2 separate regions of the Homo sapiens genome follow, and region 2 is linked to region 1. Evidence: read pairs that join two places in POLR2A ChIA-PET (ENCODE). Cell type or tissue: MCF 10A. All regions are shown on one strand. Each heading gives the region's core, and the rest is flanking DNA. Links, peaks and the distances in the headings are about the cores only. Region 1 overlaps CDH12 (cadherin 12). Region 2 overlaps CDH12 (cadherin 12).

The links. Peaks named below come from ENCODE experiments on the same cell type or tissue, not always from the same donor. Only the 100,000 strongest peaks of a DNase experiment are listed, where the experiment ranks them.
Region 2: POLR2A ChIA-PET joins it to region 1 with 8 read pairs; 2 of 35 experiments call an interaction of 5 or more read pairs at or near these places.

What each region holds. Positions count from the first base shown.
Region 1 is chr5:22,337,981-22,343,375 of GRCh38, reverse strand. All of the region lies in intron 3 of CDH12 (cadherin 12), which reads left to right. Among named protein-coding and RNA genes, the nearest start is that of SNORA105A, 460 kb to the right of the region's middle. In MCF 10A, for the core only: no CTCF peak of the experiment used is centred there; no DNase peak of the experiment used is centred there.
Region 2 is chr5:22,471,855-22,477,249 of GRCh38, reverse strand. All of the region lies in intron 2 of CDH12 (cadherin 12), which reads left to right. Among named protein-coding and RNA genes, the nearest start is that of CDH12, 380 kb to the left of the region's middle. RefSeq lists an enhancer at 2,353-3,552. In MCF 10A, for the core only: no CTCF peak of the experiment used is centred there; a DNase peak (open chromatin) is centred at 3,189.

The DNA.
Region 1 (5,395 bases), core at 322-5,321:
TTAGTCTGTGTTCTCTCTCTCTCTCTCTCTCTCTCTCTCTCTCTCTCTCTCTGTGTGTGTGTCTGTGTGTGTGTGTGTGTGTGTGTGTGTGTAGGGTTTATGTTTTATCTGTGATTTATTTTTGTCTGATGTAAACTTAAAAAATTCTGATGGATGGAAGATTGGGAGTATATGGAAACTTCCCATGTTAGTCTACGTTCTACTTTGAAAATACCAGGGGAGGCCAGATGAGGTGGCTTAGGCCTGTAATCCCAGCACTTTGGGAGGCTGAGGCGGGCAGCTCACATGCGGTCAGGAGTTGGAAACCAGCCTGGCCAACATAGTGAAACCCCGTCTCTACTAAAAATACAAAAATTAGCCAGGCATGATGGTTGGCTCCTGTAATCCCAGCTACTCAGGAGGCTGAGGCAGAGACACAAGAATCCCTTTAACCTGAGAGGCGGAGGTTGCAATAAGCTAAGATCCTGCCACTGCAATCCAGCCTGGGCAACAGAGTGAGACTCCATCAAGACAGACAGACAGACAGACAGACAGACAGAAAGAGAGACAGAGAGAGAAAGAGAGAAAGAAAGAGAAAGAAGGGAGGGAGGGAAGGAAGGAAGTGAGGAAGGGAGGAAGGGAGGGAGGGAAGGAAATAAGGAAGGAAGGAGAGAGAGAAAGAGGGAAGGAAAGAAAAAAGAAGAAAGAAAGAAAAAGAAGGAAAGGAAAGAAAGAGAAAGAAAGAAAAATAAGAAAGAGAAAGAAATAGAAAAGGAAAGAAAGAAAAAAGTAAGAAAGAGAGAAAGGAAGGAAGGATGGAGGGAGGGAGGGAGGAAGGAAGGGAGGAGGGAGGGAGGGAGGGAGGGAAGGAAGGGAGGAAGGAAGGAAGGAAATACCAGGGGACATAGACATTTTATAAATTCTCAGTAAGTACAAATGGTAATAGACTTTGCTGAATACTGCGGGGCTTGTTCAAGCCCTTATGTTCCTACAAGATTTGGACAGAAATAATGTATTAATAATTCTCCTCAAATCTCTAGATACATTCTATGGTTTCTGAGAGTTATACAGCTGTTCTGATTAACTGGTGATACAGTATTGAGAACACTTTCCTCATTTCTCTCTGCTAAGGACTGAATGCTTTTGTGCTCCTCAAGTTTATGTGTTGAAACCCTTATCCCCAGTGTGATGGTATTCGGAAGTGGGACCTTTGGGAGATATTGAAGGTTATATTAGTAATGTGTGTGAGGCCTCATAATGGGATTAATGCCCTTATAAAAAGAGGAAGAGAGCTGAGACCTCTCTCTCAATGAATGCACCAAGGGAAGGCCATGTGAGGACACAGCAGCAAGAGGGACCCCACCAAGATCTGAAACTTGCTGACACCCTGATCTTGGACTTTCTGCCTCAAGAACCGTGAGAAATGTTAAGTTCACTGTTTACGCTGCCAGTTATGTTTTTTTTTTATAGTAGCCCAAACTGACTAAGACACTCTCTCCATCTTTTGCTTGCAAATTCATCAAGAGTACCTCTGTCTCTGTAGAAGAAAAATTTCTAGGAATGAAAGCACCAAGATTGCATCAAGAACCCTGGATTTTGGTTCTTGGTTCTGCAGAGATGTATGATTGCCTAACGGTTGCCTAACAGTGAAATGATCTTATACAAAATATTTGATATAATGAAGGGTAAGAGCTGCATGACTAAAACAACTTCTGCCTGAAATAGCTAGCCTACTTGAAGTTTCTCAGGATCCTCACTATGTCTGTGCAGTAAATACAGCTCCATCACAGCTCAGCCTGAAGCAGCCACAGACAGCTGCCTACGAAGGAATAGTGAGCTGACATCTACCCTTAGAAAGGTGTATTATGGCTTATTTAGGTCATAATCAAAATCATGATGTTTCTTGTCTTTCATATCTTTTTATGCCCAGCACAACCCCTCTGTCAGAAGTCCAAATGGCATTCCTTATATTTTAGTTTGGTAGCTCTAAAGGATGCCTGTGTATCTTTTCTGTAACTGCTCAAGTCAAACATAGCCTGTATTTTAAGTCTAGCCATTCTTTCTTTATTCTTTTTGTAGAGATAGGGGTATCACTGTGTTGCCCAGGCTGGTCTTTAACTCCTGGACTCAAAGAATTCTCCTACCTCACTTATACAGCAGTTATGAGGTACTGCACCTGGCCTGACCATTCTTTATGTTAAAAGAATATCTGTTTGTTTTCATGAACAGGCAGAGAGACACCAGGATTCCTGATAATTGAGAAATTAAGCAGTTCTTAAAATAGGAGAATTTACATTAGCTGAGTCTCTAAAAAGTATATAGACTATAGTAAGAATTATCCACATAGATTACTAGAATATTTTCAGATCTGTAAACCAGATGACATGCTGCATGAAAATTTAGAACTAAAGCTTAATGTTACATAAAATCTGTCATTTATATTACAAAGATAACAGATGCCAAAGATGTGACTACTAAGAACACAGCAGATTTTGACTAATTCCTTTTCTTTGAAAAGGGTAGGTATTTTTCTTCAGTATTCCAAGTTATTCTGAAGAATAAATGAAATGAAGACACTCAGACTTTTGTAAACTGAGAAGGAAAACCTCCCAGAGAAATTTACTATTACCATCCATGATAGTAAAAGTATTTTAGAAAACTTTACAAGACTAAGATTTAAAACAGAATTATTGTCTATAGAATATTTAACAGCTTCTCAAAACAGCTTGTAATGGTATACATTTATTAAATATTTGTGAATGAATAAAAAAGAAATGAGTGACTAATTCCAAATAAATGAAGATTATTTAAGAACATTTTCTAGTTGTCAAAATCACTAGAGTTTGAAAAACAGATTTTTTTTTTTTTTTTGAGACGGAGTCTCCTTCTGTTGCCCAGGCTGGAGTGCAGTGGTGCGATCTCGGCTCACTGCAAACTCTGCTCCTGGGTTCACACCATTCTCCTGCCTCAGCCTCCCGAGTAGCTGGGACTACAGGCACCCGCCACCACGTCTGGCTAATTTTTTTGTATTTTTAGTAGAGATGGGGTTTCACCTTGTTAGCCAGGATGGTCTCAATCTCCTGACCTTGTGATCCGCCCACCTCAGCCTCCCAAAGTGCTGGGGTTACAGGCGTGAGCCACGGCACCCAGCCCAGAATTTTTTGAAAATAGCTATAAATGTATCCCTATGGAGCTAAGAAACCTACATTTGATAATTTAAGGTTCAAGGAAAAAGCATTTTTCTGAAGTGCTAATGCTCAAGGTATATAAAATGTTCAAATAGCTCCAATTCGTTTATAATGGAAGACACTATGTAAGCATAAAAATTATCCAGATTAAATTGAATTTAATGACTTTCCGTCTTGTAAGTGTTTAAAATGAAACCATTGAACAGATAGTAAAATAGAAATGTACTTATATACATACATACACATATGCATACATATATGGAAAATATTAGCAATACATAATTATGACATAAATTTAAATTTTAAGGAAATGCAACACATTATTAAGAAAACAATTTTCTATGTATATATGTAACATCTGTCTTTCACTTTTCTGCTCTTTATTTTAAATGAAAAACAAAAGCTTATTAATGTCCTGATACTGGCCATCTATTCCTTTTCCCCTGTTTTTCAAAGACCTGCTAAAGGCTTGTGAATATTGTTCATTAAAATCAGTGGAGTATATTTTGACTCTTCAAAAAGCTAGTAAAAATGAATAAAATAAATTAAAGCTAGATTATCCCTTTTGTAGTTACATTTATTTACCTCATCCTTTACTCTGAGTGTTCTCTGGATCTGATTTCCTCTAGGGTTGTGTTCCCTAAAAATCTCTCTCATGAATCATTAGCTTCATTTATTGCTTCTCCTCAGTCTACAAATTAATTCAATTAATTTTCTTTAAAACAAAATGAAACAAATAGAACCCTCAAAACCAAATATTTATAAGTATAGCTAACATTTACTGTGCTTTAAGCACTTAACTGAATTAACCTCTACAGCAACCCCATGATATAAGTATATTACCTCCTTGACCAATAAAGTCATTACGATGTAGAGAATTTAAGTAACACTTAAAACACTAAAAAACTGTCCAACCTAAGGTTTGAAATCCAGCTCAGGGGCATGATTTGTCTGTTTAGTCACTCAGCACTGCAGTCTCTAAGGCAAAAATGCAGACAAAATTACTTTCCAGACAGTACTTTCTACCGTGGTGCAGAAGTTTACTACAAATTTACTGGCTTAAAAAAACAAACATTTGTCATGTCCCATTTTCAATGGGTTAGGAGTCTGGGTGCAGCTTGGCTGATTTCTCTGCTCAGGAGTCATAAGGTTGCAATGAAGGTATCACTGGACTTTGTTCTTTATAGAACTCTAAGTCCTCTTCCAAATTCATGAGGTTGTTGGCAGCTTTCAGTTCTTTGCAGTAATAGGACTGAAGCCTCTGTTCTTTTTGCTGGCTGTCAGCTGGGAGTCACCTTTAGCTCCTGGAGGTCCCATTTGTTCCCTTCCACATTGTCCTACTCAGCCATCTGACAACATAGGAGCTTACTTCTTCAAAGCCAACAAGTTAATTTCCATCTCCATTCTGCTAAGATCAGAATCTTATATGACACTCCATCATCTTTGCCACATTCTTTTTAAATTTTTAAAATGTTTAAAGGTTTAAATTTTAAAAATTTTGTGGGTACATAGTATGTGTACATATTTATGGGGTACATGAGATATTCTGGTACAGGGAGGCAATGCGTAATAATCCCATAATGGAAAATTGGGTATTCATCCTCTCAAGCATTTATCCTTCATGTTACAAAAAAACTTTTAGTTATTTTTAAATGTACAATTAAATTATTATTGGCTATAGTCCCCCTACTGTGCTATCAAATATTAGGTCTTATTTATTCTTCTATTTTTTTTTTGTACCCATTAACCATCTCCAGTTTCCCACCACCCTCTCAGTACCCTTCCCAGCCTCTGGTAGTCATCCTTCTATTATCTTTCTCCATGGGTTCAATCGTTTTGATTTTTAGATCCCACAAATAAGTGAGTACATGCAGTATTTTCCTTTTTGTAACCAGCTTATTTCACCTAATATAATCACCTCCAGTTCTATCCATGTTGTTGCAAATGGCATAATCTTATTCTTTTTTAGGGCTGAATAATAGTACTCCATCATGTATAAGTACCACATTTTTTTAATCAGTTCATCTGTAGATGGACACTTAGGTTTCTTCCAAATCTTAGCTATAAGGAACAGTATGCTATAAACATGGGACTACAGATATCTCTTTGAGTTACTAATTTTCTGTCTTTTGGATATATACCCAGCAGTGGGATTTCTAGAACATATGGTAGCTCTACTTTTATTTTTTTGACAAGCTCCAAAGAGTTCTGCAGAGTGGTTGTACTAA
Region 2 (5,395 bases), core at 109-5,108, 130 kb before region 1:
AGGTGAGAGGAGGGAAAGCATTGGGAAAACGTCTAAGGGGTTTTAGATTAACTAGGGTTAATATCTTGCTGATGAAATAATCTGTACAACAAAACCCCATGACACAAGTTTACCTATGTAACAAACCTGCACTTGTACTCCTGAACTTAAAGTTAAGAAAACATAAACAGTAGGGTGTTTTTTGTGTATGCGTGTGTATAACCGTTGAGATACGTGGATAAAGCCTAATAATTCTCCAGTTACAAGAAAAAAGGCCTATTGATGGGCCTTGGGGCAGATTTTTGGTAAATCACCACAATCCACCTCAGTATGGTAACTCCACCACTGTGTGCCTACCAGCTTCCTCAGTTATAAAAATAGGTAAAAGATGTGTGATTGGGACTCTGTAGTTTGGAATCCACTTGATATCAGATATTGTATAATCTATAATTGACTCTAAAATTCAAATATCGAGTATAGTTCACCCTATATAGTGAATATTATATAAATACTGTATACAATTTTGGTACACCAATTACAAGATAAATCTATAGACAATTTTTAGAACAGTCACTTCAATATATTAACATTACTTTGAGTAGTATTTTATACAAATAAATATATTGGTTACATGTAAGATGAGGTAATATCATTTATACTCAATTTAATAATTTACGACAATACTATGTAGTCAGCAGCAATAGAGAGAAGGGTAGCAGGATTGTGAGGGATTTCATAGAAATTTCATTAATGGTGTTCCTGATTTATTAATTTGGGAGAAAAAGGAGGAGACCTGATTACTGCACAAAATGTGTGATACCCATAAGTTTCCTAAAATGTGAATTTTATGTTTAATATAGATTAATCATTTCTTAACATCAATTTAATTGTACTATTTAATATGAATGATGTGTACCATTCAATAAACAATAAAACATATAATTTGGTTTAATTCCTTAACTTATCTTAAATGCATCAAGATCAGGTTATTTATATAGCTACAATTTTAAAAATTCAGATATGTATGAATTACCAATCTGTTTGCCTAAGTATAGAATTATACTGAAATTAATATCAACGTTAATGAAAAATAAGCAGAATTTCCAAACAGGGTAAGTAGATAGCTGATAGTGACAGTGATAAATACATAAAATGTCAACATCATTTTAGCTCAAATTCATATAAAAACAGAAAAGTAGAATAGTTACATGAAGGGAGGAATAATTTGGAAAGCAATTATACAGGTGAATGCTTACATTTTTTCATAAAATATACTAGCAGAGGATTTAGCATTTAGATGGAAGGCAGTTTCTCATTACTAGTTTTTATTAGTATATAGATGGTTCAAAGAAAAAAATAATCTCTAGAAAATTTTGTGAGTGATTTATGAAATCTTGTTTTTGAAAGGCCAGGTAAATTACAGCTAATACAGTTTCGAGTATTTAAAAGTAATTCAAAATTTGCATTTAGAATATCTTGTTTCTTGGGAAAGATTAAAGTTACTGATTTCTTTTCAACTATAATATATGTTTTTAAAGATTAAAATGCAATTTCTTAGTTTTGGAAGAAAAAAGGTTTTGGGGAAAGCTGAATGAAAAAGTTCAAAGGAAAGAAGTCTAGTGATTTTGCATTATAGGATATAGTTTACTTTTATATAATGTAATAGATTTAACTTCACTTGCATTGCAATTAGAATCCTAGTGACTCTAATATGAAATAGAAACTATATTCTTATTGTTAAATTCAGTATCGTGGTGCATCCCTTCTGCTGGAAATGTATTTATATTAATATAGTCAATATTTTTATTTTCTTTTATATTGTTAAATACTTTCACATATTCTAATACCTTTCACCTAAAATATAAATTACAGACCCAGAAAGGGTATATTAAATCATTTCCTATTAATCGGTTAGTTATTTTTTCTTTAGTAATTATAAAATGCATGCATTTTCATTTGAAGTATAGACTTAAAACATTTCCCGAAGAAAATTCAAGTAATTCACAATAGTATAAATAAGACATTTACAATCATTCTAGATCATTTCACCCAACTAGAAATGCTATAAGCATTTTGGGGCCATCCATTTGGACAATATGACTTTGAGATTCAAGGATGAGGGTCTTCTTCCCTGCTCAGAATGTTCCCTGGTTCCACCTCTTGCCAAGAGGGGATGAGTTCCAGAATTCAAGACAAAGTGCCTACTAGATATGCAAACACCCCCTCTAGTCAACCATTCAGGACTTGCTTCCAGGATTTTGCTTAGTAGTAGAGATGGGACCTCATCTATCTAACCTGGACTTCAGAGCTGTTATAAAGGTTTGTCAAAAATAGGAGAATAGAATGTATGTAATAATTTGTTAGTTTGGTTCATTAATTATTACTAATGAGAAATATTCTATGTGATTCTTTATTTGTACTATGGCTTGGTTCCTGAAAATATGAGAGTTGGACCTGCTTTGGGGACAGCTTTCTACAATAATGCATGTAAACAAAACAAAAATTGAAAGACGTTTCTCTGTGATGATCAATATCCACATTCTGATCTATGTATTGTATATGACCATTAATAACCTGATGTATTATGCATCATCTTAGTTTTCCTCTGCTAAGGCTATCTGTCTCTCTGGTCATGTGTATCCACTTAATTACACATTCACAATGGAAATAATCATTGTTCATCACCATAACTCTACCAGATTAATTCCCTTTCCAATATTCTCCTTTACTATTGATTTACTCTAATGTTAACAATCACCTATGGAGTTTCTCATGAGTAGTTTCTATTGCTGTCTATTTGACCACTCAGTTATCCATTTCTTTCAGAACTCAGTTGGATTTATTTCTTTATTCTTGATCATGCCACTCCGATGAGAATCATTCACTGTGGTCTAATTTCTGCAGTTTTTCTTGGTTGACTCCCCTGACATCATGTGTCTTCCTCCATCAGTCCATGTGTCCAGGTGATCTGCTACAATTATTTGAAAATACAGTTCTTGGCTTTTCCTTTGGGACCCAGCTGCAGTCATCATTCATTTCTTTGTAACTAACCTGCAGCCACTTCACTCTCTGACGAAGTCATCAGCATTATTACATCCTTCTCTGTTTTTCAGGAAATATTCGTGAAAGAAAATAAGTAATCCTCTGCAGTATCACATCATACCTTGTGACTCATTACTAAATTCTTAGTTAAATGGACCAACTCTCTGGCAATACTCTGTGTTATGTAAGAAGATGAGCTTTTGCTTCATCATGTATTTCATCATCTATTGTTTCATCATTTAATGGTTGTATCACATTGGGCCAGTTATTCAAATTATCTATGTCTCAGGGCATTTTTCTCTTCAAATTTAGAGGGTTTTATTCTATACTCAGATTGAATTTCAACCCAACTTTTTGAGATAATGTTATTGAGAAGGAGACAGGTTGACACTGAGAAATGTCAGTCCGATTTTCCATTACACTATATATATCAATTTACACTATATCAGCCTTACCATTTATAAACCTTAGAAATTCACAAAAATAAAATCCACATATTATAGTAATTTAGAAAGGCTATGATAAATGTGATCACATTAGTTAGGACTTTACTTACCTTTTAAAACTAAGGACACACCTACAAAATTAAAGTTTTGTTCAAATTTTTTGCAATTAATAAAAATTGGGCCTAGCTTTATACCATCTTCTTTCTACCATTTTAATAACATTACTTCTATATCATCATTCATAAGGGTTTTTATCCCCATGCTTCACATATACTTTACAAAATAGAAAATATTAAACTAAGGTGAGTGCTTTAGGCACTTTTATTCATTCAATAAATATGTTTTATACTTACCATGAAAGCTTTAGAGTGTTGGAATATAGCAGTTAAAAAAGTCAAAATACCTTTCGTAATTTAACTTAGAGTAGAGAGATAATATTTAATACATGTAGTGTGTGTTAATAGGTGCTTTAAATTTTATAAAGAATATAAGTCAGTGTAAGTATATAAAGAGTGATGCAGCAGAATGGAGATCTCTTTATATGGGGAGTTCGGGAAAGGCTTTTTAATAAATTTTTATGTTAGCAGAGATGTGGTTTAAGTGAGAAATTGAGTCATATTCAAAATTGAGGAACAATATTTGTAAGAGCAAATATCCAGTGCAAAGGCACAGATGTGGGAGTAATCATGGAATGCCCAAAGCTCATTAGCCATTGTGGCCAAAACACAGTAAAGAAGGAAGGAAAAAATTTCAGGAGTAGCTGAGGATGAAGAATTCTAGGGACAGATCAAGTAGGGCCTCAAAGGTCATGGTAATGAGTTTTTTATTCCACAGATCCTTGTAAAATGGAAAGTTATTGAAGGCCATTGAGCAAAGGGGGAATGTTATATGACTTGCATTTTAAAAGGATGTCCCTGGTTCCTGAATAAAGAATATTTTACATGAAGACAAATGTGGAAATAGGAAGACTTGGTAGATGGCTGATGTAACCATCTCAATAGCAGTTCAAGATACCATAAACCTAGATCATGTTTCTGGGTGTGGTAAAATTTTGGGTCTATTTTGAAGAGAAAGTTACAAGGGTTCAATAGAATGGATGTGAGAATAAAATAGAGATGTATCTAGGATAATTCCACAGTATAATAGATTTTTTTTTGAGAGAAAAAACATAGAAGCCAGAGATGCTGGTTTTGAGTAGAAGATCTGGAGTTAGAGTTTGGAAATATTAGCATTTAAATTCCTACAAGAAATCCAGCTTAACACGTCTAGCAACCATTTGGATATCCATGTCTGAGGTTTAGTCAAAGTGTTCAGGTTAGAAATTAAAAAGTGGAAATTGGAAGAATATAGTTGGCACTGACAGTCACAGTCCTGGATCAACTCAGCTAAGGAAGTAAATTTAGAGAGAGAAGAGGAAGGATCTGCAGACTCATCCTTAGGGCATTCTAAAACTCAGAACTTTGTAAAAATGAATGGCAGCTAGCAAAAACTCTCTCATTGACTAAAGTTTAGTCAGGCTTCTCTGGGCATTCTTTTTGACTAGGCCTTGACCTTACTTCTTTCCTGTCTTTAGCCTGCCAAGCTCTGACTTAATAAGAATTTTTTAAACTAATTTAGGAAGAATACTCCCACCCATAGTATCTGATTACCCCTGATATGTGATAATGTTTCTAGTCTTCCACCCTTGACATATCAGTCCTTCACCTGCTTCAGTAAGAATCTGATTCAGTTGGTTTAGAAAGAATTCCCTTACCCTGGGTGTCTCCTCTCAGTAATTTTCTACCCAGTGACCTTCTTACTGTTCTCCTTGACTATAAATCTTCAGGTGCCTTTTCTGAGTCCAGAATTGAGCATGATCTCACTTCTCTTGAATAAAGTCTTCCTTAGCATTTTAACAAAAGCCAGAAGAACTATTTCTTTAACAGATC